Linked DNA regions of Homo sapiens: region 2 is linked to region 1. A link is an interaction called in ENCODE POLR2A ChIA-PET data of the cell type or tissue named here. Cell type or tissue: Panc1. All regions are shown on one strand.

The links. ChIA-PET counts read pairs that join two places held together with the same protein. Peaks named below come from ENCODE experiments on the same cell type or tissue, not always from the same donor. Only the 100,000 strongest peaks of a DNase experiment are listed, where the experiment ranks them.
Region 2: POLR2A ChIA-PET joins it to region 1 with 5 read pairs; 3 of 35 experiments call an interaction of 5 or more read pairs at or near these places.

What each region holds. Positions count from the first base shown.
Region 1 is chr15:67,114,062-67,119,061 of GRCh38, reverse strand. The region is part of intron 1 of SMAD3 (SMAD family member 3); the gene reads right to left. Among named protein-coding and RNA genes, the nearest start is that of SMAD3-AS1, 30 kb to the left of the region's middle. In Panc1, no CTCF peak of the experiment used is centred here; no DNase peak of the experiment used is centred here; H3K27ac peaks cover 5,000 bases.
Region 2 is chr15:67,320,228-67,325,227 of GRCh38, reverse strand. All of the region lies in intron 4 of IQCH (IQ motif containing H), which reads right to left. Among named protein-coding and RNA genes, the nearest start is that of IQCH, 68 kb to the right of the region's middle. In Panc1, no CTCF peak of the experiment used is centred here; no DNase peak of the experiment used is centred here.

The sequences.
Region 1 (5,000 bases):
ACAATGATGACTCACAAATGTATATCTCAGCTCAGACCTCTCCCCCAAACTCCACGCTCATCTATCCAGCTCCTTGGCCTGTGCTCCTGCTAATAGGTGCTCCGTAAATGTTTGTTGGTACACACCAACAGTTAACAAGCACCTGCTTGTGCATGATTCTGTGCTAGGTACAACAGGGGATGCATGTCCCTGAGCTCAAGGGACACAAAGAGGAAAAGTTAGGCAACATCAGAGAAAAGGCAGACCTCACCTGGCTTGGGTTCCCAAGGAAGGCACCATGGCAAAGACAGCATTTGGGTTGTGTCTTGAAAGACAGCTCAGAAACCAGCATTTTATCCTGCACAATGGGATGTTCACGACTCAGGACACCCACATCACATTGAGAGACTGTGAAGCCTTACCTAGCTATTTTAAACTGGTGTTTTGTGTTCCCATGCTGGATGAAAACCTCCTAGAGAAAGGCATTTTTTCTAAGCAGAGCTCCTTCCAGCGCCTTCCGTGACAATAGTGATCTCTTTACATCTCCCCTCACCCGATTCTAGTCTGGTATAAAAATGACACACCTTTGGACCCAAGTCTGCTGGCCCCAGTCCTGATCTTACTCTACAATGAGTTATTATCTTTTTGGAAAATATCAAAGCCCACCAGAAATCAAACAAAACAAGAACTTCTACTTAGTAGCAGAAAATACATGAGATCTGCTTTATCTAACCCTGGTAATAAACACTCTGAAGAGGAAAGCGCTATCCATATCTTTACTTATGCCACCTAGCCTTCTCTCAGTCTCCTCTCAGCTGGGCTGGACAGGCCCTCACTGGGCTCCCCCACTGCAGGGACCACACCAGATGACTTGTTCCGTGCCTATCTTCCCCGACGCTGTGAGTTAGTGGGCACCAATTGCTGTGCCAGGCAGCACCCAACACAAGCATGTTGAAAGAATGAATTTCAGACTCTCTCTTTTTTATTTTTTGAGACATTGTCTCACTCTGTTGCCCAGGCTGGAATGCAACGGTGCGATCTCAGCCCACTGCAACCTCCACCTCCAAGGTTCAAGCAATTCTCCTGTCTTAGCCTCCTGAGTAGCTGGGATTACAGGCACCCGTCACCACGCCCGGCTAATTTTTGTATTTTGGGCAGAGACGGGGTTTTGCCACGTTGGCCAGGCTGGTCTTGAACTCCTGACCTCAGGTGATCCACCCGCCTCGGCCTCCCAAAGTGCTGGGATTACAGGCATGAGCCACTGCACCCGGCCAAATTTCAGACTCTTACTAGAGAGTTCTGTACATTCTCATTACATGTGCTTAGTACTATGTGCTTCTATGTTATCATTAAAACATTACACTTGATCATGTTTCCAGGCATTTTTAAGCTAACAACAGCTCTCTATAAAGAAAGTTTGAAAATCCATGCTCGACAAACCACATCTCTTTCACAAGAGCTTGGAGGACTTCCCAGCAGGAAAGGAAACATCCTCACACCCACCAGAGTCGCCCACCCGGCACATCTGCTGAACTCCACCAGGGACCTGGTGGCTTCCTCATGATCAAAAGGAGACAGCTGCTCTGTGCAGTGGGGTGGCACTGGGCTGGAACTTGGGGGGACCTGCTTTGGGGCACAGGTTTCCTCCTCTGTAAAATGAAGGAGTTGGACTTTCAAGATCTGAAGCCACTGCTGGTTCTGACAAACAGCTCTCTTCTACCGTCATATCCTAACAGAACAAAACCATGCCTGCTCATTCATCACAGGCAGAACCTGGGGTCATCATTTGAGTGAGGCCCACAAGGTGGGAAAATGCCTGGATTTGAGGTCAAAAGACCCAATTGTGTATCCTAATTACCATTTTCAGCCTGTGAGGCCTCTGTAAATGCTGTGCATTCAAAAAGGATTATTACTCTTTCTAGCTACTCCACGAAACACGCCAGCCGTGACCCCAGATCTCAAGGAGCCACATCCCTCCACAAGGGGAGGCAGAGACATATTTAGAAAAATGCCCTTTTCAGTGTGTGTTTCAGTGCTGGGAAGATGGAGGGCCCGGGAGCTATGAGAACTGGGTGAAGTAGTCCAGAATGGCTTCCTGGAGGAAGTAAGCTTGGGGATTTCCAAGTAGTTGACAACTTCTTTCAAGATAAACATTGCATTTATCTGCTTTCTCACCTCCTGACCTTTGCTCTTCAAACCTGGCATGCCATTGTCACTAATCATGGGATTTTACTACAACCATCAAGCAGAAAGCTGGTTAGCTGGTTTCCCAATGGCTGAGAAGTCATCTATCCTCCATGCAGAACAGATACCCCCATCACCAAGGGTCTTGCTCCCTTCCTGATGCTCAGTTTTCTTGCTTCCACCTAAGACTCTCCTTCACTGTGCCCATTTAGGTCCCACAGGCTTTGAGGAGCACTTCCACACCTGTAGCCTCTCCTTGTCTGAAGTCCTGCAGCACTTACTGTCAAGACTAATTGCAGAACCACTAGGAATGATACCCATAATAATCACAGCTGCTCCCCTTTACCACACGCTTCTCCAGCCAGGTACTTGCTCAGCACGTCAGTCATTATTGAGACAACGTCCACACACCCCGTGAGATGGGCGCCACCGTTATCCCTGTGCCCGAGATGGATCCAAGATTCAAAAGCTTAGATTCCTTACCGGAGGCCACATGATCAGTTTTAGGGAAGATTTCTACAAGCCTTGAAGGCCTGGTAGGAATCTGCATCCTAGGACAACGTGTCCAGTATATCCCTTTTGTCCACTGTGTGCTAGGCACTGCAAATGTGAAGATGTGGATGGCCAGGATGTGCTTGGAGGGCCTCACTCTCTACCTGGAGGCAGCCCATCAACCACAGTGCGCTGGTTTATCTGGGAGCTGCTCTCAGACAGTGTCAACCACTGCCATCTCCATAATCCATCACCCAAGGATGCACAAGGCAACTAACTGGTGCTCAGCAAAGGCCAGCTGAGATAAACTGAACAGGAGATGTTAGAGAGATGTAAAAAGTCCTTCGGGTGGATTTCTCTCTGTTGTTAAACATCTCTCTCATCTCTGGACTTCTGTACCCACTTCCAGAGGGTACAGTGGTTACAGAAGTCTCTCTACAGAAGTCCAGAGATGAGAGACATGCTCTTCTGATTACTCCTACCCACCCTTTGGTCTTGGCTCCTATGTCTTTTCCTTGGGGGAACCTTCCCAGACCACCACCCCTTGCTCAAATGGAATCAGGCTCCCTGGACTTCTCATGCATGACTCCTAGCATTTGCAGTGTTACCCTTGTGAGTGCTTCCTCTTTGCTCACTACTATATCCAGAGCCCAGCACAGCATAAGTTGCCAGTAAAATGTGCTGAATGAACAAATGAGTTAATGCCACTGAATCTGTATCAGCCTTGCCATGACTCCAGGAGGGTGGTTAACCAGACATTATCTTCCTTGCTTTACTGATGAGGGAATCACGGCCCAGAGGGCATGTCTCTCACCTGGGCTTGGGGCACTGCGAGAGGACCCAAGCGCCCCAAAGGGGGCCATGCCTTTTTCTTGTTGGATTCTTTGGCAACCAGCACGGCTCTGAGCACACAGCAGATGTGGATTCAAAGTAGATGGAAATAGCAACTAAATGACCTCAGAGATGGAGCCAAAACAACTTTTCTGTTTGCTTGGCATCACATTTCCATCAAAGCAGACTGTGGAGGGAGGCCATTCTGTTTGCATTTTGACTCTATTCTACCTGTTCTGTTCTGAGAACACAGCTCAGTGCTGAAGGGACACAACAAAATCTGCGGGTGTGGGTGAGATTCTGCTTCCGTGGGAAAAAAAAAAAGACTTTCCTACGTCTCATCATCTTTGTAATGAAGCACTAAGGTGCTCCTGGAAGTGCTCATGGCATGAGTTCCAGGAATTCAAAGATTGTCAGTGCAACTTGATACACATTTGCTCAAGGCCTAGGGCAGAGCACTGGACCAGAAGTCAGAATCCTGGCCTCTGGGCTTACTCCAGATCCCAACCAACAGGGTGACCCTAGATGATGTAGTGTCCATATGGGTAAGATAGGGTCAACAGCACCCACACTGCCTTCATCACAGGGCTGTAGCCAAAAAAGCTCCAATATTTGAGACAGGAGGTGTGAAAAGCCACAGGCAGTAACAACATGTGTGGCATATTACAAGGCTGCTCCTGGCCTAGGGGTGACTGTGCAGAGAGTGCTTTTGGAGGGGGAAGGGGGAACTGTTTGTTGATACTCTCCCACATGGAGGCAGAGGTAACTTCAAAGAAAACTGTGCTTACCTGTTTGAAGGTACCCAAAATAGAAAGAATGGCCTCTCAAGCCCCCTAAATTTAGATAAAGACTGGGTACTGGCAGGTGGAAGGAGGGGAGGATGAAGTCAAAGTCAAGATTCTCTGGGTTGGAGTCAGGTCTTCGCAACCCACTCACCATATGACTTAGAGCAGGCAGGTAACGCACCCTGAACCTCCATTTCCCCATCTGTCAACTGCGAAGTAATGACAACTACCCCTTTAAAGACTGGTATTCAAATCTATTTTTTGTTTCTCTTAAGAAAGGATGCTACTGAAAAATGGTAAAGCCCTTTATTGGGTGTGGGACGAAGAGGTCCACCCAATATGACATGTAATCAGTTGAAGGTGGCTTGTTCCTTGCCCCCGGTGAGGGAGCTATCTGGGTGGGCCTCTTTGCAGAGTGGCCATCTGTGCGCCACACATAACCGTAGGTGATGAGGGGCCCAATTCCATGAGAAGCTGTTCAGTTTTGGCCAGGACCTCCCTCATACATGCTGGATATTTCCATCGGGCAGGCAGTCTCAGAGGCATGTCAGAGGGAGTGGGCGAGAGAGAGGACCCTCCAGCGCTGAGGAGGTGGGAAGGCGGGTGGGTTCCACATGAGTGAAGCAATGCTGCTTACCTTCACTCCAAAGTGACGGCCATCTCTCAGGGCAAGGGCACACAACCCCACCTGCCCAATGTTTCCACTGCTTAGCCAGCACTCAGGAAGCA
Region 2 (5,000 bases), 210 kb before region 1:
AATATTTCAAATAAAAAATTAATCAAATAGGTTTGACAGCAAATTTGAGTAGGCAGAAGAAAGGGTAGGGAACTTGAAGAGCAATCAATAGCTATTACCTAATCCGAATAACAAGAAAAAAAATTTTACATAATGGTTCTTCAGTGACCTGTAGGACAAAGTCATGTGGTATAATCTGCATGTAATTGAAGCCCCAGAAGGAGAGGAGGGAGAGAATCATAGAGAAAAATATTTAAAGAAACAATGGCCAAAATCTTGCTCAATTTGTTAAAAAAACAGAAGCTTACAGATCCTAGAAACTCATACGATGAACCCCAAGCAGAATAAACACAAAGAAAACTACATTCAAGCATATGATAATCAAACCCCTGGAAGTCAAAGGCAAGAAAATCTTGAAAGCAGCCAGAAAAGAAAAAAAGATCCATTATACCCACAGAGGATCAATTATGTGAATAATGGTTGACTTCTCATCAGAAACAATGGAACTTTAAAGCACTGAATAAGGAAAAAACAAAAAACAAAAAACATGGCTACCCCAAATTCTATACCCAGTGAAAAATCTTTCAAAATAAAGGTGATCTAAATATTTTTTTGACTTCTTTTTTTTTTTTTTTTTTTAGACAGAGTCTCACTGCTGTTGCCCAGGCTGGAGTGCAATGGAGCTATCTTTGCTCACTGCAACCTCCGCCTCCTGGGTTCAAGCAATTCTCCTGTCTCAGCCTCCTGAGTAGCTGAGATAACAGGCATGTGCCACCACGCCTGGCTAATTTTTATATTTTCAGTAGAGGCGGGGTTTTGTCATGTTGGCCAGGTTGGTCTCGAACTCTGGACCTCAATGATCGCCCGCCTTGGCCTCCCAAAGTGCTGGGATTATAAGTGTGAGCCACTGTGCTTGGCCAATCTAAAGACTTTTTTTTTTTTTTTGGACAAAAGACAGGCAAGTGTTACCAGCAGGCATGAGCTTTCTTTTAAGAAATGCTTGAGGCTGGGCGTGGTAGCTCACGCCTGTAATCCCAGCACTTTGGGAGGCTGAGGTGGATGGATCACAAGGTGAGGAGTTCGAGACCAGCAGCCTGGCCAACATGGTGAAACCCCATCTCTACTAAAAATACAAAAATTAGCCAGGCCTGGTGGTGGGTACCTGTAATCCCAGCTGCTTGGGAGGCTGAGACAGGAGAACCACTTGAGCCCGGGAGGTGGAGGTTGCAGTGAGCCGAGATCACGCCATTGCATTCCAGCCGGGGTAACAGAGCAAGACTCCATCTCAAAAAAAAAAAAAAAAAAAAAAGAAATGCTTAAAAAACATTCTTCGAGCTGACAGAAAATGACTTCAGATGACAACTCAGATATATATGGCAAATATAAAAGATAATATCTTTTTCTTCTCTTAATTTCTCTCAAAGACAATTGGCTATTTAAAACAAAAATTATTATACAGTGTGCATTTTATAATATATGTAAAGTAGATGATAACGATAGCACAAAAAATTGGGAGGTCAATAGTTGCAAATTCCTTACATTTTATGTGAACTGGTGCAATATTAACTCCAAAGAAACTCTGGTAACTTAAGGATGAATATTGTAATTCCTAGAGCAACCACTAAAAATAATATGAAGAGGTATAGTTTAAAAGCCATAAAAGATTTAAAATGGAATGTTAAAAATTATTTTAAAATATGTAACCCTGGCTGGGCACGGTGGCTCACACCTGTAATCCCAGCACTTTGGGAGGCTGAGGCAGGCAGATCACGAGGTCAGGAGATTGAGACCATCCTGGCTAACACGGTGAAACCCCGTCTTCACTAAAAATACAAAAAATTAGCCAGGCATGGTGGTGGGTTCCTGTAGTCCCAGCTACTCGGGAGGCTGGGGCAGGAGAATGGCGTGAACCTGGGAGGCAGAGCTTGCAGTGAGCCGAGATCGCACCACTGCACTCCAGCCTGGACGACAGAGCAAGACTCCGTCTCAAAAAAAAAAAAAAAAAAAAATGTAACCCTAAGTCAGAAAACAAAGAATAAGGAACAAAAAATGGATGGGATAAATAGAAAACAAATAGAAAGATAGTTGTGATAGTGGCAGGAGGCAGATAAATAATTAGGCAGATAGGGGCAGGTCCCCAGTGAAAACTGACGAAGGCTGAGACAATTTAAAGCCTAGCTACAAGTCTCAGGTAAATCCTTGGACCAGATTGAGAACCTTTCTTCCCATTTGGTGTGCTTTCCTCTGATTGAACCCACTGTTCACCTATTTTACATACACCTACCCTTTCCTAATTGGTTTTTTACATTGTCATGCCCACCTTTGAGTGGTGTTTTCCCTTTAACCTCTTTTGCATAATCACAAACCAATCAGCACACACTCCCCATTCTGAGTCCATAAAAAGCCCTAGACCCAGCAAGACTGGAAGATAAACCACCCAACTGGTGGTGGGGAACCACCCCCCACATCCCCTGTCCACTGAGAGCTGTTCTGTTGCTCAATAAAATTCTTCTCTGCCCTCCTCAACCTTCAAATTGTTAGCATGATCTCATTCTTCTTGGACGCAGGACAAGAGCTCAGGAACAACTGAACACAGGCAAAAGCTGTATGTAACCTAGGCGGGCTGAGTGGGCAGGGCACCTCCAGCGTCAGGGCCCAGGGCTGAGCAAGGCCCAGGGTGTATGTCGCCAGTTGTGGAGGTCCCCAGTTGGCAAAGTAGACAAGGAAAGTCCTGTGTCAGTTGTTCTAAATCAAACCATATCTAAATTTCATTAAATGGAAATGAACTAAACACTCAAAAAGCGGAGATTATCAGACTGAACTTAAAAAACAGGACATGACTAAATGCTACTCTAAGAAATGCATTTTAATTTTAAAGACACAGGTTGAAAGTAACAACAGAAAAGACTGATATACCATGCAAACAGTAAGCAAAATAGAGATGAAGTAATTATATTAATATCAAAGTAGACTTTAAGACAAAAAGAACTATGAGAGAGGAAAAGAGATTTTTCTTAAACAGATGAAACTGATGAAAGAGTCTTAAACAGATGAAAGTTTCTTATAACCAGGAAAACACAACAATAATAAATGTGAATGTCTCTAATAATATTAACACAAAATATGTAAAACAAAAATTGTCAGAACTAAAGGAAAAAATAGACAAATCTTCAATTAGAGTTGATGATTTTAAAAGCCTCTTCTCAGTAATTGGTAGAACAATTAATTTTTAAAAAATCAGTATGTGCTGAAAATCATCATCCGCTACCTGGGCCTAACATTTATAGAACACCACAAACCAACAATTGTAGGATATACATTCTTTTCAAATGCACATGTAACATTCACCAACATAAATGATGTCCTAGGCCATAAAATAAGTTTCAATCAATTTCAAAAGATTGAAACTGTACAGAGTATATTGTACAGGACAGATATGAATATGGAAAGGGAACTAAATGAAAAGTTTCCAAGTGTGAGTGGAAGCAAAGCTGAGATTGGTTGATTCAATAACCTGGAGAAAACAGTGTAGCCATTTGGCTTCTGATAAAAGCCAAGGCACCCTGCTGCCAAAGCTCAGGACAGGCAGGGCCTAAGGAAAAAGAGAGAACACAGAAGAAAAAGAAAGAGAAGAGAGGGAAAGGAAAGAGAGAGAGGGGAAGAAAGGGAGAGGAAGAAAGGGAGAGAAAGAAAGGAAAGAAAGGAAGGAAGGAAGGAAAGAAAGAAAGAAAGAAAAAGAAAGAAAGAAAAAAGAAAGAAAAAGAAAGAAAGAAAGGAAGGAAGGAAGGAAAGGAAGGAAAGAAAGAAAAGAAAAGAAGGAAGGAAGGAAGAAAAGGCATACATGGGATCATAATTTGCAGAGCTGGAAGGGGTTTTAGGATGATAAAAGGGTAGTTCTAGCAGCAGCAGTGACAAGGGGGATTGTGAACACAGACTTAAAGAATGTGGTGAATAGAAATGACTGGAGGAAACTGCAGCAGAAATACTATTTTGAACACATAGCAGCTATCTGAAGCGTGGGCATCTGCATGTCTCACAGACCCCATACAGCGCATCACATAAAGTAGAGCTATTATGATGTCCCAATCCCCCACAAAAAACAGTAACTTATGGTAAAATGTGACTAATGAAGGAAAGTATGTAATATAGTCTAGAAAATTTTCCATTAAAATTGTTATGAAATCCAGCACTTAAGCAAAATTTCCTAAAGTGTGTTCCTCCGAATATAGTTCTGTGAGCTATTCTGCAGAAAGGGGTTCTGAGGAAGTTTGGGAAACATTGCTAACTGCATTCCCCCTTCTTAAAGATTCATAAGGCACATCAGCGTGTTAGTGACTCCAGGTGGCTTAATGGTATAAAAATCAGTCTGACTATCTTTAACCTCATGTTTCCCAATTTTATGGGACCACAATACTCTTTTTGCATGGAATACCTATTAACATTCCAAAGAACCAGCATTCTTTGGGCTACATTTTAGGGAAAAAAATGATCCAAGGATTAACACATAGCTAACAATGATATAGCTATAATTTGTTAATAGGAGCCCATTCTGTAAAGCTATTAATAAAAGACAAATGATAACTTGATTTTACATAAAACTTTTCTTCGAAGGAGCTTGAGACACACTGGACCCAGAATTTTCTGAGGAATTCAGGTTGACAAAAATGTAATGATTCTTTGTTGCTATTTTTTCTCACTATATTTAATAATATTTATTTGTGGCATTCCAACAGAAATTTTAATCTGGAAAAGTAATTACTAGAGAATAAAGTACTGTCCATTTCACTTACATGACTATTACATTTCATAAGAAAAAATGTGTATACTTGATACCACATGAGAAGAAATGAGTTTAAATGGTAGTCGTTTCAGTTAAGATCTAAGAAAGACTTTGGGAATGAGTTTATCATTTATTATAATTATTTTTGCTATTGCTTTTTATTCCTTATTACAGAGCAGTGTGCCAGTCTCTAGGCATTTTTGTTTAAATACTGGCTGGGGTCATAAGTGAAATAAAGTTT